Regions from separate parts of the Homo sapiens genome. Here regions 2, 3, 4 and 5 are each linked to region 1. The links are chromatin loops, found by intact Hi-C in ENCODE. Cell type or tissue: Caco-2. All regions are shown on one strand. Region 1 holds the start of BARX2 (BARX homeobox 2). Region 2 has its middle 36 kb from the start of LINC01395. Region 3 has its middle 44 kb from the start of LINC01395. Region 4 has its middle 83 kb from the start of BARX2. Region 5 has its middle 79 kb from the start of LINC01395.

Evidence for each region. Peaks named below come from ENCODE experiments on the same cell type or tissue, not always from the same donor. Only the 100,000 strongest peaks of a DNase experiment are listed, where the experiment ranks them.
Region 2: it touches region 1 in a loop (5-fold over the local background); 6 of 110 quality-filtered maps call a loop at or near these places.
Region 3: a loop joins it to region 1, with 6 times the contacts of the local background. A loop is called at or near these places in 2 of 110 quality-filtered maps.
Region 4: a loop joins it to region 1, with 8 times the contacts of the local background. A loop is called at or near these places in 2 of 110 quality-filtered maps.
Region 5: a loop joins it to region 1, with 5 times the contacts of the local background. A loop is called at or near these places in 39 of 110 quality-filtered maps.

Annotation. Positions count from the first base shown.
Region 1 is chr11:129,373,063-129,378,062 of GRCh38, forward strand. BARX2 (BARX homeobox 2) reads left to right here and starts at 2,786. Exons shown (of 4, transcript NM_003658.5): 1 at 2,786-3,160. The coding sequence starts at 2,974. In Caco-2, CTCF peaks have their summits at 3,059 and 3,307; DNase peaks (open chromatin) are centred at 2,469 and 3,039; H3K4me3 peaks cover 2,528 bases; H3K27me3 peaks cover 298 bases.
Region 2 is chr11:129,651,119-129,656,118 of GRCh38, forward strand. No RefSeq gene overlaps it. Among named protein-coding and RNA genes, the nearest start is that of LINC01395, 36 kb to the left of the region's middle. In Caco-2, no CTCF peak of the experiment used is centred here; no DNase peak of the experiment used is centred here.
Region 3 is chr11:129,570,459-129,575,458 of GRCh38, forward strand. No RefSeq gene overlaps it. Among named protein-coding and RNA genes, the nearest start is that of LINC01395, 44 kb to the right of the region's middle. In Caco-2, a CTCF peak has its summit at 2,580 (motif pointing left); no DNase peak of the experiment used is centred here.
Region 4 is chr11:129,456,474-129,461,473 of GRCh38, forward strand. No RefSeq gene overlaps it. Among named protein-coding and RNA genes, the nearest start is that of BARX2, 83 kb to the left of the region's middle. In Caco-2, no CTCF peak of the experiment used is centred here; DNase peaks (open chromatin) are centred at 1,108, 2,468, 2,808, 4,488 and 1 weaker place.
Region 5 is chr11:129,693,876-129,698,875 of GRCh38, forward strand. No RefSeq gene overlaps it. Among named protein-coding and RNA genes, the nearest start is that of LINC01395, 79 kb to the left of the region's middle. In Caco-2, CTCF peaks have their summits at 1,822 and 2,374 (motif pointing left); DNase peaks (open chromatin) are centred at 925, 1,846 and 2,366.

The DNA of each region.
Region 1 (5,000 bases):
TCGGGGCCCCGAATAGTGCCGCATTCTGTGGGCACACGCCGGGCAGATAGAAAGTATAGACGCGACGCGCTCGGCCCCTCGTCGGGCGTCGGGTCCTGGTGCTGTCGCTCAGGTGCTGGTCCCCAGCTCCAAGCCCGCCTCGTAGTCGGCGCTGCGGGTGAGATCGCCCGCAAGCACTCAGTTTACTGGCGGCTGCCTACCAGCGGCTCACTTTCCTCGGGGCGCCTAAAGCTCCCCGCCCGGCATTGCCCCGGGAGCGAACGCTGAGCCCCTGGGACCCAGCCCCGACTCGGCGCAGCGGTTTCCCTCTCGGCTTGCGCCCGGGAGAACCCCCTCCGTCGTGGCGTCGGACGGCGATGCCAGGGCTGAGCGGTGAGCTGTCCCGGGTCCCGCGCTTTGACCGCGGACCAGCCTCAGGGTCCCGCCGCGGAAGCAGGGGGCGCGCCTGGGGCCAGCCTGTAGACCCCAGAGTCCGGCGGCAGGACCCCCGGCGCCACCCGGACACCTGGCAGCAGTTCTCGCCTGCCCTGCAGCCGCCTCTGCATGGAGAAAGAGAATGAAAGAAAACAATTCTAGATGGAGAGGAGGGGAGGGGAGGCCAGTTTGCAAATACTTCGGGAATGAAGTTCCTCAAAGACGCGTTGCGGGCCTTGTCTAATGCTAGGCTGTGACTTGGCCTCTTAACATCTATTTTCTCACGCCTGTAATCCCAGCACTTTGGGAGGCGAAGCGGGTGAATCACGAGGTCAGGAGTTCAAGACCAGCCTGGCCAAGATGGTGAAACCTGGTCTCTACTAAAAAATACAAAAGTTAGCCGGGCGCGGTGACAGGCGCCTGTAATCCCAGCTTCTCGGGAGACTGAGGCAGGAGAATCGCTTGAACCTGGGGGGCAGAGGTTGCAATGAGGCGAGATCACGCCACTGCACTCCAGCCTGGGCGACAGAGTGAGGCTCGGTCTCAAAAAAAAAAGAAAAAATCTATTTTCTCTAACAGCCTAATGATTAGTCCTCTGGGCGTGTCCCTCCCTCCTAGTTTAATCACCGGCCCAGGCGCCCTCATTTACTTGCTTCCGCGGCCACCAGGGCCCCCTGGGCAAGCAGCTCCGCAGAGAGCCCGCCGGCACTCGCGGACGCTTCTAGGCTGGGAGCGGGGAGGAAATGTCACCGGCCCCAAACTCGGCCCTAGGGAAGGCCATCCGCGTCTATACTTCTCAGTGTCCCTGTCGTGCGTTTTCCTTCCAACCCCATGCACACTCATTCCAACATAAAGTCGTGGAAACGGGCGTGCACTGGGCTGTTCCCGCCGAACACCGGGCGCGACTCAGGCTGCCGGAGGCTTCCCGGGCGCGGAGGCTCGGCGGGGTCCCCTTTACGCAGCAATTCCAATGAACAACTAAAGTCCGTACAGATTTTGATTGGAACAGACCCTAAGACTAAGAGCCTGGAAAGAAAAAGGCAAATCACCCAATAAACGCCTGTCTTCGCGACTCTCTAACCCGGTCGTATCGCGAGGGATCCGGATATTGAAAGCCCCTTTGCCGGAAGACTCGGGCGCTGGGAGAAGCCCGCATGGGACAGGCTGCCCCAGTGCCCGCCGGCTCCCTAGAATCGTGCAGCTCTGACCCTTTCCAACGAGGAAAAAATGTTTTTATAAACAATGTTTTAAAAAAAACCGCACACTTTTTTAAAAAGTCAGAATCTCGCTCTTGTCGCCCAGGCTGGAGTGCAGTGACGAGATCCCGGCTCACTGCAGCCGCGAACTCCTGGGCTCAAGATTTCCTCCTGCCTAAACCTCTCCAATAGCTGGGACTACAGGTTTCCTCTTGCCTCAACCTCTCCAGTAGCTGGGACTACAGGCGTGCACCACCATGCCTGTTTTTAATTTTTCTTTTGTAAAGACAGGGTCTCCCTATATTGACCAGGCTGGTCTCGAACCTCTGACCTCAAGCTATCGTCTCACGTCGGCCTCCCAAATGTTGGGATTACAGGCTTGAGCCACCGCGCCCGGCGATAACTCACACTTTTATTAGTTTTTCTTTTCTTATCTTTTTTTTTTTCTCAGTTTTTTATGAGGGTAACGGACGGGGCCAGGGTCATTTATGATTTGGGATCTTGGGGCAGTCAAGTTTGCAACTTCAGCTCAAAAGTCTTACGCTCGGAGCGCGCAGGCTCAGCGCGGGCTGCGAGACTGCGAGTGGAGGGCTTGGGAAGCCGCGGTCTTCGGGAAACCGTCCACGCGGGGAAGGAGAAAGGCACGGTGGGTCCTCGGGGGCACTGGCTCTGTGGCCCGAAGTCCCGGGAGCCTAGTGAGGACTAGACTTCTTTCTAGTAAGAGACCTGAACGTGCCCTCCCGCTGGGCTGCGGACACTGGGAGCCGGGCCGGCGGGTGGCAGGACAGGCAGTAAGGTGCTCATGGGGAACACTGCCCCGGGGAGCTACCGGCCTGGGCCTTGGCCGCGGGCTGGGGCGGTGCGCGCTCCCCGCACCGCGCGCACACTCCTGCACACACACCTGGAGCGCGTCCCGGGGGGGAGGGGGAGGAGAGCCAAAACGAGCGTCTTAAAATAGAGAGCCAGGCAGAGGAGCGCGAGACACCAGAGCGGGAGGCAGCGACTGAGAGCCGCCGGGCACTAGGCGCGCAGGTCGGCGCCGGAGTGGCACGGGCGGGCGGGGGCGGGGTGGGCGCGGACGCCCCTCAGCACACACTCCGCACCCGGCCCTGCAGGAAGCTCGCGCTGATTGACAGCTGCGTTGTCCCAAAAAGGCTCAGCGAAGATGCTGATCTGCGGGTGGGTCTAGACGCGCGGCAGGCGCGCCCGCTACCCGCTCTCCTCCGCGCGCCACCCGAGCCCCGCCGCCTCCCCAGCTGCCGGGAGCGGGGCCCAGGCCCCGCCGTCGCGCCAGCCCCGCGGCCCCAGCGGGCCGGGCACTCGCAGCCGCGCTCGGGCCGGCGGACGCTCGCGCCGGCTCACCATGCACTGCCACGCCGAGCTGAGGCTGAGCTCGCCCGGCCAGCTCAAAGCAGCCAGGCGGCGCTACAAGACTTTCATGATCGACGAGATCCTCTCCAAGGAGACCTGCGATTACTTTGAGAAACTTTCCCTCTACTCCGTGTGCCCGTCGCTGGTCGTGCGACCCAAGCCCCTGCATTCCTGTACGGGTAAGACGCTCCGCTAGGGGATAAGTGGGGTTCGGTAGCTTTCACGTCCGTGTAGGTGGCCTGTGCTTTGCGATCCGAGGGCGAGAGGAAGGGTTAAGTTAAGGGATTCTTTTCCTGCGCCTCAGCAAGCGGTGGGCATTGCAAAGGCATCTGCGACGTGGCCGGGAAGGACCACGCAAGGTGTGGATGGCACGAGTGGAAATAAAGGCGGCAGGGCCTTAGGAGTGGGCTGCTCGCGCAACGCCTGATTGTCCTGCTCGGAGGAGAACGCTTCCTCGTTTCCTGCTGAAAGTTCAAACACTTGAGCAGGTTCAGCGTCTAAATCGTTGTTTCAGGAAGTGGTGGTGTGTGTGAATTTCAAACTTGAGCTTGGCGGCCTTGCATCTCACCTTGAGTTAACTTGTCCAGCCTCCTACTGTCTCCACTGTGAATTTTGCAAGTAAATCAGTATCCTGAGGTTCTCAACAAAATCTCGAATTCACTGAGCTTTGCTTACAATGATCGCCCTCTGAGAAAGTAGTTCTGAAGTACATTGTCTTTGTGGCACAAGCCGAAAAGGTCACCCTCGTTTGTCTTAAGTCAAGCCGAAAAGGTCACCCTCGTTTGTCTTAAGTGACCAAAACCAGCAATGGTAACAATGAAAACATTACTCACACCTGGTTTTCTCTCTTCACGGGAGGTAAGAGCAATAGTAAAGATAAAGAGAACTTAATACATATATTGAAAACGTAGTAGAGTTTCTATCGAAAATAAATCCAAGGTACTTTTAAAATTTTGAATGCATTAAGAGAAGATCCAAGTTTCAAAGTATCTCGGCATTGTTAGGATTTAGGTTATGGAACATGGGTATAATAAAACGAAAAAGAAGTAGGAGCACTTTTTATCAGAAAAAAGTTATTGAGTGTGCTTTCCATTAAAGGTAAGCATAAAGTATTTCCAAACCAAAAGAACCTTTGAGATTGTTAGTTGCATGAGAGGCATGAGATAAATTAAATTACACTTAAAATGAAAAAATGAAGGGCCAACAGTTTTGGAAGATATTTTTTGGAACATTTGAGTTGTTAATGCTCAATGCGTGGAATCCTGTATTTTCTCTTGGTTCCATTGATAGTCCCTATATGACAATCAGTAAACATATGATAAATACATACAGTGAAGTTCTTTTAAAACCAAATTGTTCCTACATGTATTTGGTTGTAAAATGTATACTGTATTCAGTTATGCCTTTTTAAAGTTAATTTGTCTGTAAGGTAGAATTAGGCCTGATGTCCCATAACAAGCCTTGTAATACTGAATTTTTAAAACCAAGAAATATATGAAACAAGGAACAAATAAGAAATTTTAGAAACAAGATAGATCTCCTGAGAACTGATATTTTTACATTTGTGTATAGGTGGTTGTGGACCCTTGGACACATACATACTGAATAGGGGTGATAAGTTGAATATTGTTTTGAGCACAAATCATCCTTTGTTATAATAACTCAATTCCCTTCGAGGAAAAAGAGAGGATCTGTTTCAGTCATTAACATTGCGTATGGGACATTCCCAGGACAAAACAGAACAACTTCTAAGCACCTAGGTAGAGCCTAGTGCCGGCAGAATTTTCAGTGACTTTGTGCTGTGTTGACTTGAAGGCAGCTTTTCCTGGCTTATAGGAGTCACAGAATTGGATCATAGAAGAAAACGTGGCAGAAGAGGAGTAATAAATAGCTGCAGAGAATAGTCATTCAGTCAGAGGTGGCTGAGTAAGTGTCGTGTTTTATTGAACCTTGTGTGGGAAATAAATCAGAGGAAAAAAAAATGATTCATATGTAGTTTTGTGAGTGTTATAAGTGAAA
Region 2 (5,000 bases), 280 kb after region 1:
CAGTTTTCCCAGCACCATTTATTAAATAGAGAATCCTTTCCTCATTTCTTGTTTTTGTCAGGTTTGTCAAAGATCAAATGGTTTTAGATGTGTGGTATTATTTCTGAGGGCTCTGTTCTGTTCCATTGGTCTATATCTCTGTTTTGGTATCAGTACCATGCTGTTTTGGTTACTGTAGCCTTGTAGTATAGTTTGAAGTCCGGTACGTGATGCCTAAAAATATGGAGAGAATTTCTAGCAACACAGCTGCCTATGCTGACTTGGGCTTTCCTCTTATTTCATCTACACACAGAAATCCTAACTAAACAAAAGAACAAAGAAAAAAACTCAAATTGAGAGATGGTGGAAAATGGGAGGTAATACATTGGCCCAAGAGTTTTTTCAGCTGGCAAATAAGCCCCAGGGACTGTGGACTGTTTTTTATGTTTACACTGGCATAGGATAACTGGTCTTGGACATGCATAAGTTTGAAAACTAATTGAATCCTCTTTATAAATCTCAGAGACACAATCAATGTGCTTCTTCCCAGTTCCTGGAAAGGGAACTTTGAAAACTCCATCCATCAGGCTGGGCACAGTGGTTCACACCTGTAATCCCACTGGCACTTTGGGAGGCCAAGGCGGGTGGATCATGAGGTCAGGAGATTGAGACCATACTGGCTAACATGGTGAAACCCTGTCTTTACTAAAAATACAAAAAAATAGCTGGGCATAGTGGTGGGCACCTGTAGTCCCAGCTACTCGGGAGGCTGAGGCAGGAGAATGGCGTGAACCCAGGAGGCGGAGCTTGCAGTGAGCCGAGATCACGCCACTGCACTCTAGCCTGGGCGACAACCTGTGGAAGTAGCAAGGAAGCTGATGGAGTTAAAACAAAACAAACCCAAAAAAGTAATTTATGAGAAGTTAAAACTCCAGGCCTGTACCATGTAAAGGTGTAGAGTCTAGAAGAACGCTGCACGAAGATACAGGAATCCCAAATCAAGGCAGCTGCATAAACATACATCCTAAAACCACTGAAATTCTGTGCTCCAATAAAAGCAACTGAAAAGTTACTTTGTAGAGGCACTTAAGTCAGAAAACACAGAATTCCCTCAGAGGAAAAAAAGTCAGGCTTAAAACAAGCTCACAACCAAAATTATAAACCACATAAAGAAACAAACAACCATGGAGTGAGGGAGTATATATGAGTGTTAAGAAGATACAACAAACAGACTTGGCACCTCAAGCACTGAAGATAATTACACAATTTGAGAAGACTTATATGGACACGTAAGCTGATTAAACAGACAAATGGAAGAATAGAAGCCACAATATCAATAGAAGAAAGTTTGGAAAAGTAAAAAGCAAATTTGATTTTAAAAACTACATAGGTCGGGCATGGTGGCTCATGCCTGTAATCCCAGCACTTTGGGAAGCCGAGAAGGGCAGACTGTCTGAGGTCAGGAGTTCAAGGCCAGCCTGGCCAATGTGGCAAAACCCCATCTCTACTAAAAATACAAAAAAAAAAAAAAATTAGCTGGGCGTGGTGGTGGGCACCTGTAGTCCCAGCTACTTGGGAGGCTGAGGCAGGAGAATTGCTTGAACCCGGGAGGCAGAGGTTGCAGTGAGCCTAGATCATACCACTACACTCCAGCCTAGGTGACAGAGCAAGGCTCCATCTAAAAAAAACAACAACAACTACATAATGCTTTTACAAGTGAAAAGCATTGTCATTGAAAATTTAAACCTCAACTAACAGGTTAAATAGCAGATCCAACCACCTAGAAAAAGAATGCATTACTATTTTGAAAAGTTGAGCATTCACATATTCTATGTCTCAGCAATTCCATTTCTTGGAACATAACCAAGATAAACCCAAGAAACATGAATAATAATGTTTGTAGTAGTGCTGTTCACAATAGCAAAAACCTGGAAACCACTCAAATGCTCATTGACAGAAGAGTGGATAAATAAACTGTGATACAGTCATGCAATTGCAAAATGAAACATTCTAATACAGTCAAAACAAATGAATTACAGCTACATGTAGCAATTGGGATGAACCTTGATAACATTATTGTGAATTAAAAAAAAAGACGATTTTCACCACTTTTAAAAGGTTACAAATTTTTTAACTTTTTTTAACTATAAAATGTGCTTTTTCGTAATACATATATTCTTAAAATATGAGAACTATAAAATGTGCTTTTTTGTAATACATATATTCTTAAAATATGAGATAAAGGGTTTTTTTGCAGTTAAGGAATAATAAGCACAAGGTTCACGGAGTGGTTACCTTGGATGAGAGGAAGTATTTGAACAAGGTGGGGAGGAAGCACATGGGTAGATATACATTATTGTGAGCCCTCTAGTCCCTAATTTTTCTATGCTATTAGTAAATAGATACATACATGAACACATAAAAGAGGGTCATGCATGAACAAATGGCAAAAGTATATAATGAACCAAAGATTTAACTTCAGTCTAATTCTGCATACCTGAGATTTTAAAATATCTGTAGTCGATCAGACATAGCTAAAGATGCTACCAGTGAACTACAGGATAATTGAATTTGAAATTTCACATACAGAGATAAAGAGATTAAATAGAGATAAAGAGAGAAATAAAAGGATGGGAATACAAAAAAGCAGCTGATATATGGAGAATAGAATGAACAGGAGCAACATTGGACTAGGGCCTACCTAACATTCTGGAGAGGCATACCAGAACATAAAACACAGAGAAAGAAATAATTGAGGAGACTATGGCTGAGAATTTTTAAGAATTGAAGAAAGAATTGATTTATGAAAAAAGACTATAAGAATAGAAATAAGGATCAGGCAAGATGACCAATGAGATGCAGCCAGGTGGAACACACCTGCCACCAAGGGGCTGAGATGATTGGCACACTCCCAGCAGATTTTCAGAAGAAAGGCACTGAGAGTGGACAGAGGGAAGACACAGAAGCTGAGCTGAAGGAGGAAGAAGCTGGGAACTCTGCATGGGGCTACCATGCACCAGGACTCATTCCTAGCCCCCACAACTTCAGGGGAACAAGTGAGTTGAACTGACAAGGAGCAACCCACTCTCACCACGGGCCTCTGAAATCCTGACAGGGGGAGACCCCTCAATCACCACAAACACTTGAGTTGGCAGGGAGAGCTGCTTAGAGAAGTGGCAGGGGCAGCCCAGAGGGTTTGGTGCAGGAGCATCTGTAGTGGAGCATGGCCAGGGATGGCCATCCCCTTAGGCTCAACTGGCTCCCATAGGAGACTTTAGCCCTAGGGAAACTGTTGAACCTGAACTCTGCAGGGCAGTCTTGCCCATCAGATGGGGCCAGTCCAACCTGATCACCCCTTGGTCTGCTGGCCCAGGGCCCCAGCCTGGCAGTACCTGCTTGTAGGTCAGCCTTGGGTTCCCGGGGGGCTTCATCATAGTTTCTGTGCTGGCGGACCATGCCTGACTAGTGAAGAGCTCCAGTAGGGTGGCCCCCATGGCCATACACCAGCCCACCTGCTCCCTCTCCACACTGCAGCTTCCCCCTGGCTCACTGCAACCCCTCACATTGCTTTGCAGGCATGTGTGTGCATGGGCAAGTTTTGCTTTCCTTTCCCTACCAGCACTCATGTGTGCACGCATCCTGCCCTGCCACTGCTGCTACAGGAGTACAGTCTTCCCCCAACCCTGCCAACCACCATTGCAGTCTGGGAGCTTTGAAAGGCACAGAGCCAGCCAATCCTGCTGCCACCAGTGCACTATCCTTGGGCCAACACTGCCAAGGGAAATAAAGTAGGCATGGAGAACAGCAGACCCTCCCTTGCCCTGAGTGACCACCTCTGCATGTGAGGCACATATAATGCACAAAGACCTGTACCTGCCAGTGCCCCCAACACCACTACCAGTGTGACTCCACAAACAGACAACATCAGAGTCCCCCAGAAGACTTCCCAGCAGAAAGTCTACAAGCCAGAAGAAATTAGGAGCCAATATTCAACATTCTTAAAGAAAAAAAAATTTGAACCCAGAATTTTGTATCCAGCCAAACTAGGCTTCATAAGTGAAGAAGAAATCCTTTTCAGACAAGGAAATGCTAAAGGAATTTATTATGACTAGACCTGCCTTACAATACCTTCTGAAGAAAGCACTAAATATGGAAAGGAAAAACCATTACCAGCCACTAGAAAAACACACTTTACACAGAACAGTGACACTATAAAGCAACCACAGAAACAAGCCAATATAATAACCAGCTAACATCATGATGAGATGATCAAATCTACACATATCAATACCAACTCTGAATGTAAATGGGCTAAGTGACCCAATTAACAGGTACAGAGTGGCAAGCCGGATAAAGAACAAAGACCCAATGGTATGCTGTCTTCAAGAGACCCATCTCACATGCAGTGACACCCATAGGTTCAAAATAAAGAGATGGAGGAGAATCTACCAAGCAAATGGAAAACAGAAAAAAGCAAAAGTTGCAATCCTAATTTCAGAAAAACATACTTTAAACCAACAAAAATAAAAAAAAAAGACAAAGAAGGGCATTACATAATGGTAAAGGGTTCAATTCAAAAAGAGCTAACTATCCAAATTATATATGCACCCAACAGTCTCACACAGATTCATAAAGCAAGTTCTTAGAGACCTTTGAAGAGACTTAGACCTCCACACAATAATACTTTAACTTTAGACTTTAGACACAATAAGACTTTAACACACCACTGACAGTATTACACAGATCATCAAGGCAGAAAATTAACAAAGATATTCAGGACCTAAACTCAGCACTGGATCAAATGAACCTGATAGACATCTACAGAACTCTTCACCCCAAAACAACAGAATATATGTTCTTCTCATCACTACATGGCACACACTCTAAAATCCATCATGTGATCACACATAAAACACTCCTCAGCAAATGCAAAAAAGACTGAAGTAATAACAACCAATGTCTCAGACCACAGCACAATCAAATTAGAAATCAAGACTAAGAAAATCACTCAAAACCATACA
Region 3 (5,000 bases), 200 kb after region 1:
GTCCTTGCTTCATCGAACCTAAGCATAAAATCACACAGCTTCCCTTGTACCTTTGCATCTTCATTCTTGTGTCCTTTGTCACATAAAACTATGGCCAAATACATTTGTTATGCTTTTCTTTTGTTAATCTGTTATAGGGGTGTCAGCAGTGATCCTTATAATGGGGAGGAAAGGGATCTTGCCCTTTCGACCCCTACAATAGTAATCATTTTAACCTGGGGGGAAAAAGTAGGAAACCTTGTATCCAAATGGATATAAATAGATAAAGGAATAAATGTAAAGTTTGATGAGGAATGGGATACTGATAGTCTCAAATCCCTTCTCCCCATTATTACCTACAATAGGGAAAAGAATTACTTCACACGGAGAAGGCTGGCAGATACCACCTTAATCAAATAATCAAAAGAAACATCATCAGAAATGAGACATATTTACATTTTTGTCACTCTGACAGGGTTTAATAGGAAGGACCCAGCATCCTACCTTCACATTCCTGTCAAAGATGCATAACATGAACCCCAGCGAGAGGATCCATCAGGCAAACCCAAACTGAAGTGCATTCAACAGAAAAATTGGCTTGTAATCTTCAAAAGTGTTAGATAATGGAAGTCAAGAAAAAAACTAAGGAATTGTTTCAGAGTGAAGAAGAGGAAAGAGATAATGACAACTAAATGCAAGGTGGGATCCTAGACTGGATTCTTTCTTAAAGAAAGGACATTATTGGAACAATGATTGAAACTCAATTGGTGTATAAGGAGTAGACAACATCTGTTGTAATGCAGCAATGCTAATGTCCTGGTGTTGATTGTGTTATGGCTGTGTGGGGGAATATCCTTGCCTGTGGGAAACACTGAAGAACTTGGGGTGATGGGCCTCAGATGGTTCAGGGGAGAAGCTCTTTGTATTGTACGTGAAACTTTCCATAAGTTTGGGAAATTGTTTCAAAAGAGAGAGCATCACCGGGGTGCTTAATTTATCTCTACATGTATTCAGTGCAGTGTGGAACACCTGCTATATGCTGGGTACCAGGGATGCAAGGACACATTCCTGGTTTAAAGAGCTCATGGTCTGAGCAGAAACTCATTTTCAACATGCATTCAACTAGTACTGGTTGAATACCTGCTCTGTGAGCCAAATAAACATCCCTGCTCTCAAGGAGCTTATAGTCTACCAGTAGGTTAAAATATTTGTTGGGTTAGACTCGATATATGCTCTAGAAGGATCCAGACTTGAAACCAGATGAACCAAATTGCTTTTCCAGCATTACTATACTCAATGGCTCTGGGGTCTTGAAGAGATCAGTGAACTGCCCCAAGGCCCAGTCAGCTTGTCTATGAGATAAAGTCTGTAATTCCTTCTTCATGGGATTTGGTGTGAAGATGGAAAAAAGATGTAAAGATACTTCATACAACAACATGTAAATGCTTTTTGGCGGTGGCCTTCTGTTCTGAGTTATGTAAACTTTGGGGTCTAGCTGGGAAGAATCTCAGTGCACCCTCTTTCAACAATAGGCAGAGCACGTGCAGGAACCACCAATGCTTCCCCAGCCAGGGTATTTTGGGGCCAGGAACTCCAGGTGTGTGGGGAGAGGGAAGGAGTGGAAGTGTCCTGCCCCTACACATCCTGGATACCCAGTTTGCTAGTCAGCACTGGGCTGGGGTCAGGGTGAATTGGCCTGTGCTTCTGGTAACAGCCCCCTACCCCTGCTGGACATGCAGGGGCTGCAATGCCCTTTAGTCTCTGAGGTTTTCACAGTCCACACAGGCCCTGGATTCCTCTTGGGCACAACTTCAGAAATAATTTTGGCTCCACGTCTTTTTTTTTTTTTTTAAGATTCACAAAAACTACTTTATGTCTTAAATATATTTGTTCAGTTTTAATATCAATATTTGAATAATATATTAATATGATTCATATTATTCAATGAAAGGTATATCTTCCATAGTCACCCATCTCTCCTCCCAGGAGTTAACCAGTATTATATTTTCTTATGTATGCTTCCAGAGACTTTTCTTTTGTTAGTATACTTTAAGTTCTAGGGAACATGTGCACAATGTGCAGATTTGATACATATGTATACATGTGCCATGTTGGTTTGCTGCACCCATTAACTCATCATTTACATTAGGTATTTCTCCTAATGCTATCCCTCCCCCCTCCCTCCACCCCTCAACAAGCCCCAGGGTGTGATGTTCCCCACCCTGCGTCCAAGTGTTCTCATTGTTCAATTCCCACCTATGAGTGAGAACATGTGGTGTTTGGTTTTCTGTCCTTATGATAGTTTGCTGAGAATGATGGTTTCCAGCTTCATCCATGTCCCTGCAAAGGACATGAACTCATCCTTTTTTATGGCTGCATAGTATTCCATGGTGTGTATGTTTGCCTCCACATCTTAACCAGTCATGGCCGTGGCAATAGTTCCAGACAGACTTGGATGAGTTTTGCCCCGGTCCAATCTGATAGGGCCTCGCCTTAGGCCTGCACCTGGAACTTACACTACCTACCCTGCACTCACACGTGGGCAACCCGGAGCACGGGGCATTCAAGCTCATCGGTCAAAGCCTTGACCAATGGGAGACAGGAGCCAATGGAGAAACGCTTTGCATTTTGCCCCCTGGTGGACCCTTTTTTTTTTTTCTTTTTAGACTCGGCGGACTCTTTTTAGACATTTCATGAGGCTCCTCTGAAGGCCACAGAGGAATGCACTCCAGTTACCTTGAGCAGCCGCCAACCCCTAAGACACTCTTCCATCAGGGTTCGCTTCTCCCGTTTTACTCCCCATCTGTCTCTCTTGCTCGCTGAAATCTCATTCCTAACAACTTGCATGCAAGCTTTGGTTTCAGGCTGTGTTTTGGAGGTGCCCAGGCTAAGATGGGATGAGCTCTGGTCACCCAGAGATCACGGCTGCAGCCTGGGAGGGGCCGGTAGGCTGGCTCTCGCTCGGTGGCGGAGCTACACTCACCTCACTGCAACACTGAGGGAACAGGGGTGTCCTCGGAGTCTTCTCCAGTGCCCTTCTCTCAAAGCCAAGCACTGTTGATGAATCCATCTGTCTCAGGACGGACCTCTGGGCAAACTGGCACCTTCAGCCCCGACCCCCGAGCATTTTGGCTAGAACAGTCAAAGGAAGCCAATCTTAGGTTATTTTAAACCAGCTGTGCGGGGGCATGAAGCTGCACCAGGAATGTCTAATTTAATTAAATGTAGATAAGATGTTTTGAACTGCCTTACTCTCTTGGGGACACCTGGGCTTGGTGAGCCTCCCCAGCTGCAGCTCATCCTAGCCTCCACCTGATGATGCTTGTGGAGGGTGGAAATTTAATTCAGAAGTGCGTGTGCTAAGAATGTCCTATTACCTTATTTCCTTAAGTCAAACCCGATTTGGAGGGTCCATCCTGTTAGGTTGGTGGCGGTGCCGTCCCCGTCACTGTGGGCAGCAGGGTGTGTAGTGAGGGGTTCGCGCTCTTGCCTGGCCACTTGATTTTGGGCTCCAGCTCTACCCCATGGCAGCTGTGTGGCTCTGGGCAAGTCATTTCACCTCCCCTTACTTCGGCTTCCTCACAGTGACTGGGGATAATAATAAGGTCTCTCCTTGGGCTGTGCTAAGGATCCCACGAGGAGACGCAAGGGCTTAGAGCATGGCCTGGGGTTTTAGCCGCATTATCTTGGGTGAGGTAGGGTGAGGCCAGATGCAGATCAAGAGAGAAACTGGAATGAGTTTTACAGTTTTTTTATACTCACGGGTCCCTGGGGGCAAACAGAGGACACCATGTAGGGCCACTCGGGGAAGCATGGGGTCAGTCACGAGGATCGGGGCAATCAAGCACCTCAACTGTGGCCACAGGAGGGAATGGTTAAGGTGAGGTGGGCGGGGCAGGCGGGTGTAGGATTGGGCTGTCCCTGGTTGTCAAGGGCCTGGCTCTGGGGCAGTTAAGGCGGGCACATAATGGCCAGGGCTGTGAGAGCCCAATAAGGGAAGTGTTGAGGTGTGGGAGGGGAGCTGACCAGCCTCCAGCCAGGGCCTCAACACCAGGTCAGAAGAGCATGTTAAACATCATATTACACCTGGCACCAGAAAGCTCTTAATAATGTCGACTCATAGGCGATACGATTCAGAGTCAGCGGTCGGCAGGAAAGTTCTGGCACTCGCCCTGCAGTGCACGGAAATCATGAGGACTCACGTGATGCCAGAGAAAGGAAGAGCCTGTTTCCTGTTCCACCAATGTATGAGTTTCCTGTGGCTGCCGTAACAAATTAGCACAATGTAGTGATGTACAACAGCACATATAATCATCCTCCGGTTCTGGAGGTCAGAAGTCTAACATGGGTCTCGCTGGTCTAAAATCAAGGTGTCCGCAGAGCCGCATCCTTTCCGGAGGCTCTCCAGGACGTTTCTTCTCTTTTCCAGCTCCTCCATTCCCTGCCCATGGTCCTTCCTCCAGCTTCAAATACAGCAGCTGAGTTTTTTTTGTTTTTTTTGTTTTGTTTTTTTTTTTTTTTGAGACAGAGTCTCACTCTGTCGCCAGGCTGGAGTGCAGTGGCGTGATCTCAGCTCAATGCAACCTCCGCCTCCCGGGTTCAAGTGATTCTCCTGCCTCAGCCTCCTGAGTAGCTGGGATTACAGGCAAGCGCCACCACGCCCAGCTAATTTTTGTATTTTTAGTAGAGACACGGTTTCACCATGTTGGCCAGGATGGTCTTGGTCTCTTGACCTCATGATCCGCCTGCCTCGGCCTCCCAAAGTGCTGGAATTATAGGCGTGAGCCACCGCACCCAGCCAGCAGCTGAGCATCTTTAACTCTCTTTGTGACTGTGATTCCCCTGCCTCAGACTCTCACTTATAAAGACCCTGTGATGATCTTGGCCCTACCTCGATAATCCAGGAATATCTCCCCATCTCCACGTCCTTAACTGAACTGCATCTGCAAAGTCTCCTTTTGCCATGGAAGGTAGCATATTCACAGATTCCAGGGATTAGGACGTGAGTATCTTTGAGGAAT
Region 4 (5,000 bases), 83 kb after region 1:
CCAAGTCTGCGCGTCTGAGTTCCTGTTCTGGATCACTGTGCCCTCGGTTTGCTTACACAGGTTCTGCAAAGTTTTGCGAAGACACAACAGCAGCCCTGTTTTTTTTTTTTGAGACGGAGTCTCACTGTTGCCCAGGCTGGAATGCAATGGCATGATCTTGGCTCACTGCAACCTCTGCCTCCTGGGTTCAAGCGATTCTCCTGCCTCTGCCTCCTGAGTAGCTGGGCTTACAGGTGTGCGCCACCACACCCGGCTAATTTTTATATTTTTAGTAGAGACGGGGTTTCACCATGTTGGCCAGGCTGGTCTCGAACTCATGACCTCAAGTGATCTGCCCGCCTCAGCCTCCCAAAGTGCTGAGATTACAGGCGTGAGCCACCGCGCCCGACCCCAGCAGCCCCACCTTGACAGCCAGTTACCACATAGGTCTCATGCTATGAGCCATGAGCCCTCAAACTCGTCTGAACAGATCTGTCCAAAACCAGCCTTTCTGAGGCTGGCTTAAGGTTTCTCCGAGTCTGGCCAGTTCTAGAACTGTCTTGAAGAGGGGGTATGAGGGCACTGTGAGCCTTTTCTCCCATCCACAGAGTGCTTAGAGTTCAGCCACCCTTCTCATGACCCTTGAACTTTATTCCACCTCAGCCTTGCCCCACGACCCTGGGCTGGGTCTGGCTTAGAACTGGACTGGAGGCTATGAAGCTCTGTCCTCCTTAGAAATACTGTTTTGTTAGCCTGGCCTAGTGTCCGCTCAGCAGAAAGTGAGCAGGGACTTAGCAGTCACCTGGCTGACAGTCTGCATTAAAGACCATCCCAAGGGCTTCCCCCCACTCTCTCTCCCACCCGGATCAACGCTAGCTGGTAGTCGGATCGTCTGGCAGTTTTCCATAGGTGCTACCTAAATCTTCCCCCGCATTGTATTTGAAAGGAACCTTTGAGGGGCAGGTAGTGTTGGGGTTAAAGAGCTAAAACATGCTTTGCACAAAAACTTGTTTCTCAGGATTTCTACGCATTTAATTGCCTGTGTTTGCCTACAGCCCTGAGTGTCTCTGTTGCTCTTTGTGTAAATATCTCCTCTTCCAGTCCCCTCCTACTCTCCACGTGGTAGCCCTTGTTAGTGCTGTGTCCCTTCCAGGCACAGCAGTATCTCTCCTCCTCTTTTGACTCTGCCCTAGAGTGCCCTGTGGCCAAGGGTCCTTTCTTCTGGCCACCTGGCTTGCCTCTTTCTTAGGCTTCTCAGCATAATGGTTTGAAGTCACCATTCCCTGCAAGTGTTCTTAATTAACCTCACCTTTTCTCCAGTCTATTCTGTTAACTCCTGCCTCATCTCTTCCTCTTAATGCCCCATTTGTAATTATCATTGCGGTCCTGACATATTTCCAGGGGACATGGATTAGTTTTTTTCCCCGACTAGAGTGTAAATTCCTCGAGGCGTTTTTTTCAGTTTATATGTTCTGAGTTCCTTTTGCTGTGCTGAAGTCTCCAAAGCCCAAAGACAGGACTTAGAGGATCTGGATTCTCGTGGTCTCCAGCTGACTTCTGTCTTGGAGGCTTCTCCAGGAACTCAGCTTTCAGGATTGGAGCCAAAATCTCAGAATAAGCAGCAGCCAGAGACATCCTTTCCATTTTGCAGAGGGGTAAACTGGAAGAGATGGCAACGACTTGAGAGAGGGCCTCAAGGCCAACCAGGACCAGAGCCGGTGCAGCCCTGCCCTTAGAAAGCAGTGCCTGGGACCTCCTACCACCAGAAGCTCGTCAGCCACCATCCATGCCAACAAGTATTTCTTCAACATTTATTTTGTGCCTAGCCCTGTGCTAATACTATGGGAGGAAGGTGGGTGGGAGGGGGAGAAGGGGGCAAAGTAACCTGTTCCTTCCCTCAAATACACTAAAATCTTGTTGGAGAAACTTATAATCTAGTGAATTTGGGGGTGGGGCCAGGGATTCCAGCCAAGGTTTTATAATATTTACACCTCCCCTTACGCTGCACGATGGCGTTCTTTCTGGGCAAGAAAGGTGATTCATGGAAGATGCATTCCTAAGCACATCCTCACCAGGCTAAGACACTAAGAGAGGGTTCATGCCTTAGGTAGGCCTCTTGTGCCCCTGGAAGGGTGATTAACACTGGAATAAGAGGTGTTTGCTAAATTCACCTGAGTATGCCTCTAATCCCAGGTTGTTAACCAAATCCTGGGTGGAGAATGGTTTGGGACAAGCAGGCAGATCCAGATAATACTGTCTGTAATCTGGGCACCGATCCTGAGGAAAGTGGCTGCCACCAGCCTGGTTTCCCTGCCTTGCACTTTGCCTTTGCCTTACCCATGGACAGTGGATGGGGCAGCCTTCCTGCCTCCTTTTCCACTCTGCTTGCACTCCATCCAGGTGTGCTCTGGCACTGGCCTCCACCTGCTGCTCTGTGCTGTCAGCCTCTGGCATCTGCAGGTCAGCCACGGCCAGGAGGGGCCGGGGCGGAAACCGCCTGCCGAGGGGTGCTGTGTAAATCACCATGACAGGCTCCTTTCATGCCTGCCGGCCTGGCCTCCTTTCTTTCCCAAACCCTCTTCCTTTCTGTTTATTTTTGTTGCGGATTTATTAGACACACAGTTAAGTGCCCATTTAGCTCTGCAAACTGTCATCATGCCTGCTTCATGATTAAGATCATTCACTCACAAAAGCCTTTAAACATTTTTTTTAAAGAGGGTGGGGGAGGCATGGGGGACAGGAGAGGAGGAGGAAATAGTGCCCCAGGTTAGTGAGGAGGCCAAGAACAACCGAAACCCAAGCAGCGGCCTCTCCTGTAGCTCAAGAATGTAACAAGGGCCCTCACAGTTGCCCTGAATTTACCCTGTTTGTCAAGACATGTATCATCGCTCCTGCAGGATTCTGAGGTCTAGAGTTCTTCTTTGTCTGGGCTGCCAGAGAGCAGACGGTGTGGGGCGGGTTCAGTGGCTGCTGTGCACCTGCTCGAAATGGTTCCCAAGAACCTCTGGGCATGTCAGGCCAAATCTGTGCCCCTTTGGGATCCTCAGTCAATTTCCTCAATCCAAACTCTCTTGGTTTTCCCAGGGCTTCCCTCCTTCTGGTGGCATCTCTTCCCAAGCACCTGGCTCCTTAAACACACAAATTGCTCAGCTGAAAGTAGCAAGAGTCCTAAGTGTGGTGGCTCACGCCTGTAATGCCAAACACTTTGGGAGGCTGAGGTGGGAGGACTGCTTGAGCCCAGGAGGCTGAGGCTGCAGTGTGCTGTGATCATGTCACTGCACCCCAGCCTGGGCAACAGTGCAACCTTGCCACACACACACAAAAGGTAGCTAGAGCCTGGTCCAGTGTCATTTTAATGCATGTAGACTATATATCAGGCACCAGAACAAGGAAGTTCTTTATATCATCACGTTTCATCACCTCAGCAGCCCTATGCAGTAGGTCCTATTACTGTCTCCATTTCAGAGGTGGGGAGACTGAGACTTAATGTGGCTAGGTAACTTGCAGAGTTATCAACACAGCTGGGAGGTTTTTTATCCTTATATTGGGCCTGTGCTTACCTCCAAGGAGTCTGAGTTGGCCAAGCCTGATCTCAGAGCAGAGTGCCGAGGCAGGCTGACCCTGCACCCCCCAGCATGGGTGGGTGCCCCTGCCCCTACACTGCTGTAATGGGGCCATCTCTCACAGCCTACTCTCACTGTTTAGGGTGCAGTCCTCCCCTCGAGTGTGAATGATCAAGCCCTCCATCCACTCACCTGTACTAGCAACAAGTCTGGGTTCCCCGCCACCTCTTTGGTTGTGTATCAGGGGGTCAGGAACATTTGAGGGCATTGGAGTGTGTTGGCACGTGCACTGACCTTGGGAGGGGTGCCAGCCTCTGGAGGAACTTGGAGGGTGAGCCCCCATCTGAAGCACAGTAACAGGACAGCGTCCTCACTGTGGTGCAGCAAGCCTCGCTAGGGTACATGGCTTCCCACATCAGAGCAGGAGGGGCACAAGTGGAAGTTTGAACCTCAGTAGATGCTCCTGGAATGCCAAGTCCTCTGTCCAAGCTGCAGATGAGGATGCTGCCCCTTCTCAGCCATTGTCGCAGTGACCGCTGAGGTCTCAGTAGCCTTGGGGCCCTGGCTCTGGCCCCAGGATCACTTGGCTTCTGCTCCTTAAAGGCCCGGAGCTACTCTTCCTTTCGCTGCTCCCCCATCTCTTTTTCTTCTCTGGTTTCTCTTTTGGCATTTCTTTTTATTTGCAGTGTGTTTTCAATGCAAATAAAGTCCATAATATGAAAAAGTTACTATGAACAGAGCATAATTACACACATACAATGAACAGTCAAAACAGATGTTCCACAAGCAAATATGAACCAAGAAGGAGTGTTCATTCACCCATACAGAAGCTTGGGATGTGTTGGAGCTGGTTGTTTTGTATTGCTTTCTAAGGATGGCAAATATTTGCTTTTGTTATCAAAGGTACTATGCTTGCTGGGCCCTGGAACACCAGTGCGTGGTCATGGGAATCAGAGACTTCAATGGGTGCATATTTCTAAAGGCTTTTGCCCTCGGAGGCAGCTGTAAAAAACTTTCCAGAATTGAGCCAATTCTAGACTTAGTGGCAGGATCTGACTATTTAAAGCATCAGCTGATATAGAGTGCTCCAAAGACAGCTAACTTTATTCATAAAGGTGAAAAAAAGTATTTATAGACATAGCATACCAGAATTTTTGGGAGGTGAGTTTCCAATGTTCAATTTACTTTATTTTTGACATTTTGAAAATTAAATAAATCTTTTACAATTTTACATATATTTTACATATGTTGAAATAAAAAGCTCTAATTTAAAGTTATTTGGGGTCATATTCCTGTAGCTAAAAGAATCCAGCCCTCTTTTGGTGAATGGGGATGTGTGAAAGGAAATATCTAACTTTTGACCTTTTTAACACATAAACCAGATTTAATAACTAGCCTTAGACTTTGAGTAGCTTCCAGTCCATCATTGCCCTGGCACATGTCAATTACTTACAGCAA
Region 5 (5,000 bases), 320 kb after region 1:
AAAATATAAAAAAATTAGCCGGGTGTGGTGGGGGGCGCCTGTAGTCCCAGCTTCTCGAGAGGCTGAGGCAGGAGAATGGCGTGAACCCGGGAGGCGGAGCTTGCAGTGAGCCGAGGTTGCGCCACTGCACTCCAGCCTGGGCAACAGAGCAAGACTCCGTCTCCAAAAAAAAAAAAAAAAAAAAAAAAAACTTCACAGCATGGAGAGCAGGCCCACTTGGGACACAGAATGGGCATGTGTCAAGGGCCCTGGGAGGAGGTGCTGGAAAGGGACAGTGGAGAAAAGGGGGGGACAGCCGATCAGTCCCCTGGGCCATTCTGCTTGCCTCCTCACTAAGAATAGTAGCATCTCCCCTCGCTCCCACTGCTTTCTGTGGCTCTCAAAATGCTTTCGCATGCATTTTCTCACTACAGCCTCAGAACAATCTTTAGGAGTAGTGTTATCTTCCCCATTTCACAGATGAGAAAGCTGAGACTCAGGGAGGCCACATAACTCGCCCAAGAACACATAGCCAATTAGTGGCAGGTATGGGGCTCCATTTAAGTATATGACCCCGCTCTGGTTCAGTATTCTTATCCCCACCCCAAATAAAGAGAATCACACGACCTTATTGTGATAATAAATAGCAACTGTAGTCAGAGGGAGAGAGGCCCAGGGAGGAACAATAATCTAACTAAGACGCTTGACATTGGAAACTCCTGGAGGGCAGGGCAGAGATCATGCAGGAGATTTAACAGCACCCAGCACAGCTGCCCACGCGGAGGTGCGTCTATGCTGAGCTGCCACAGCAAGGCTGCAGTGCCTGGCCCGGAGCTTGGTCACGCTGACCTCCACGGCAGGAACTGAGAGCAGCATCTACTCCCAATCCTGCATAAGAGGTCATAGAAACACCCTACAGCCCAGGGGGGAGCCAGTCCCGGCCAGGAGGTGGCGTCACAGTTCAGAGAGGTGCCAAGTGAGCAGAAAACAGCTCCTGGTCTCTGTAGCTGAGAGAGACAGAGCTGGACATCCTGGCCCGATGGAGCTCTGGGTGTTGTTCCCACAACAGCAACAGCACAGAGCGCTGAACACACACCCCACAGTTCACTGTCCGTGGCCAGGAGGCCATTCAAAACGTGATTGCTGGTTGTCAACTCCAAGAACTAACAGGAGTGAAAACTCACACACACACACCCCCAAGAATGCAGGCTCTGCCTGGCACGCAGGGAAGTCTGCCCTCGTGCCTGGGGTTCCTTCCTCTGTGGGCATCCCATCTTCAGAGCCTTGGCTCTCCCTTCCCCTGAGGGATTACTCACCACTTCCCTAACACTGCCGGGCTGCCCTGCTTTGCTGCCATGGAGTCCAGTCATCAGGCAGATTCATTCACATCTACGCGCCTGAGTGGTACTGGCCACCACGTAACGGAGTGGACATCAAACAGAGAAGTGGGCAACCTGGAATTGGGTGCCAGTCCTCGAGTCCCTCATCAGCCAAAAGAAAATCATCTCATGAATGCCTACCCTCCAGAAGTGTCACGGGGAGACCATCAGGTGTGTACCAGAAGCACTTCCTACGCTGCAAAGCAGCAAAGAAAGGCAGCCTCTATAGCGGTTTGTAAAGAGTGCCTTGCAGAGAGGACACAGCCTGGCTGATGAGTTTCCAGCAGCAGAGCTTTAGGTATGATTGAATCTTGGAGAGGAAGAGACTTTGGTTCTGTTGAGCCTGCTCCATGTTTCTCAAAGCACACACCACCCACTCTGCCAACAGGTAAAGCTTCGGATGGAACCTGCTGTGTTCTGTCCTCTTCCAGCTGAGCCAGGCCCGCGGGCCCCCTCCAGGAGCTCCGGGCAAGCAGCCCCTCATGGCCCGTGGTGGAACTGCACCCTCAGCACTGGAGAGGGCGGTCGCAGGAGCCTGCGAGGAAGGTGGGGTCTCAGTGCTTTCGCACAGGGCGAGTGGAGCTGGAAATGCAGCCCCCAGTAGTTTCAGTTATTCCATGTATGGCTTTTCTCTCTCACCTTGCACCTTTAGACCCTAATTTCCTGTGAGCAATGTGCTGGGAAAACTGGCAGCAGCTCTCTGGCAACCCTGGGGGAAAGAAGCGAAGTGGGGTAGAAGCGGAAGCCAGGGGCAGAGGCTGGGTCGGTCCAGCCAGCCCGCGAGGGCTCCCACGCAGCAGAGGTTCCACTGAGAGGAAGCCGGGGCTGGCCCGGCCGGGAGACTCCCTCCACGCCCCGTGTGTGGAGTGCCCGGGCACCCTATACCCTCAAGGTGGCCTTGACCTCTGGAGACAGGTGTTGGCTCCTTGAGTCACCAACAGCAGGGACCAGACCGGGAGGTGTTTCTGGGCGGGAAGGGCTGGGCCAGGCCAGGCTCCAGCAGGCCCCCTTGTGGTCAGAGGGGTTGCCTGCAGGATGATCGGCTTGGGAACCAAGGCAGCCACTCCCCACATGGGAGTTGGACCCAGGCTTGAAGGACACATTGTCACATCGATTCACTCTCCTGGGAGGCCTCCTTGTCACACAAGATGTCCTGGCCCCGGTGTTTTTCTTCACCATATTTCTCCCAACTGTAATTGTGTAGTTCCTGGGGCGCTTATCTCTCAACGTCCATCTCTGTGAAAAAAGCCGTGACCCTCCAGGATAAGGTCTGTGCGTGAGACCCCCTGTGTGGAAAGGACGTATGAAAGTCTCAGGACTCTACCTAAGAGCCAGGACCCGGCTCAGGTCGCAGCTCCACTGCACCAATGCCCCTCAGCCCCAGGAGAGACTGAGATCTCTGTAAACAGCAGAGATCAGCAATACAGGCCTTGCCCTGCTGAAACTTCCCTCTGAAAGGAAGGATAATGCTTTCAGCCAAGTGCCTGCCCAGAGCTCTGCAGGTGTGTGGCATGGAGGGCCTGGTGCCCCAGGAGGAGCTCAGCCTCCTGCCCCACCAGAATGGCCCGGGGCTCCCCAGGCTCCCTGCGATCCTGGCTCTCGTCACACCACTCTCCAATCCCACATTTGGTCCTCTGTCATGTCCATGAGGCTGTGGGTGCACCCTGTCATTGTTTGTATCCCCTGGCGATTAACACAGTCCAGGCAGAGAATCAAGTCAACAAGAATGAAGGAGAAAGTGGATCAATGAATGTTGGGCCCTATTTAGGGGCTGAGGACACAGAGATAAATAAAATTCTATCTCTGCCCATGCAGGGTTCAAAGTCAAATTGGGGGACACAAAGTAATAATCACAGTACAGTGAAATTCATGTGTAGAGTGAAAGTCATGTTTAAGGAAGCTTTATTAGGGCACATGACAAAATATCCATGACTATGTTTTAGCTGGTCAGGGAAGGCTCCTTGGAGGAGGTGACTTGGAACAGTCTTAGAGGAAAGTAAAAATTCCAGGCAGGGATGAACAGGGCTCCCAGGCAGGGCACCTCATGTGAAGAGGTACAAGAAGCCAGAGTGGAAATGTGCAGAGCTTACTGTGGGGACCTAAGGGTGGCACGTACACCGTTGGAGCCAGCGCAGGAGCTGGCCTGGGGTGCCAGAAGGGATGGAAGAAAGGTTCCCAAGGGGGTTGGAATATCAAGCAAGGGATAAGTTGTGGGGTGGCGAAAGGATTGTAAGCAGAATGCTTGACTCCCCAGGGGTTTTTTTCCAACAGGATTCTCTGACGGCATTATAGAGAGAGGAGAGGAGGGGAAGAGCCTCAGTCAGGAGGCTCTGTGGGATGCTGTTGCCTTGGTCCAAGCAAGAGACAAGGCAGGCCCTGAGCAGGATGTGGCGGGGGGCTGGAGTGGGAGGACGGATTTCAGAGATATTTAGGAGAAAGAACTTGGGGCGCAAAGGAGAGGTGGGGAGAAAAGAGGGTGAAGGAGAAATAAGGTAAAGGGGAACAGAAGCCAAGCATCAGCTTCTCCTGCCTCTTCTTCTGCAATCCTCACTCCCCAAGCACGGACCAGCCAAGGACAAAGACCCAGCTCACTGGTCAGCCTACACATGTCTCAGCTATTCTTCTCATGAAAGAGGATGTTTTAGAAACCCTGACCTGAGCTGGGTGGTCTTATTTGTAACAATATTGTAGATGGCACATAGAGGCACTTGGATAAATACTGAATGAGGCCGGGTGCAATGGCTTACGCCTGTAATCCCAGCACTTTGGGAGGCTGAGGAGAGCAGATCACTTGAAGCCAGGAGTTCGAGACCAGACTGGCCAACATGGAGAAACCCCATCTCTACCAAAAATACAAAAAAATTAGCCAGGCATGGTCGTGCATGCTTGTAATCCCAGCTACTTGGGAGGCTGAGGCAGGAGAATCACTTGAACCCAGGAGGCGGAGGTTGCAGTGAGCCGAGATTGTGCCACTGTACTCCAGCCTGGAAGACAAGAGTGAAACTCCATCTCAAAAAAAAAATAAATACTGAATGCATGATTTAGCAAGTGAATGAGTGAGTGCATGAATGAATAAATGAATTCTTCACAACTTATCCCAGGACAGACTGACTAGCAGGTTTATCCTTGCTCAAAAGAGGAACCCCCAGGTTCCTCCCTGCTGCTGCTTTGAGTCCACGTGCCCAGGGCTTGCTGGCTGCCCAGGCTCAGCTGAGACTCACAGTTGTTTGTCTAAATCTTCCTCTTTTGGAGGTCAGAACTGCAGACCTGGGAAGGGGATTGAACTCCAGAGCCTGCTTTTTCTGTGCAGGGGCTAGAAAGATTGAAAGATACAAAGATGGAAACCTCTGGATTTCTCACCAGTTGGTTGACTACCCTGAAAGAGACTGTCAAAGTTATGCCTCCTTTCCAAATGATCTCACCCACTGCCAGGAGATGATCTGCGTGACCTACAAGCAAAGGCAGATAGCAACCAAGAGCTGAAATTAAAGTAGTGGAAAGATTAATTTCCCCATACAGGGCACTTCCCCACCCCCCAACCCTGCTTTTTGTTTTTTCGTTTTTTTGGGTTTTTTTTTTTGCACAGGCAGCAATTCAATAAATAATTAATGCTTGCTAATCTTTTAGCTATTTCTCCTGTTG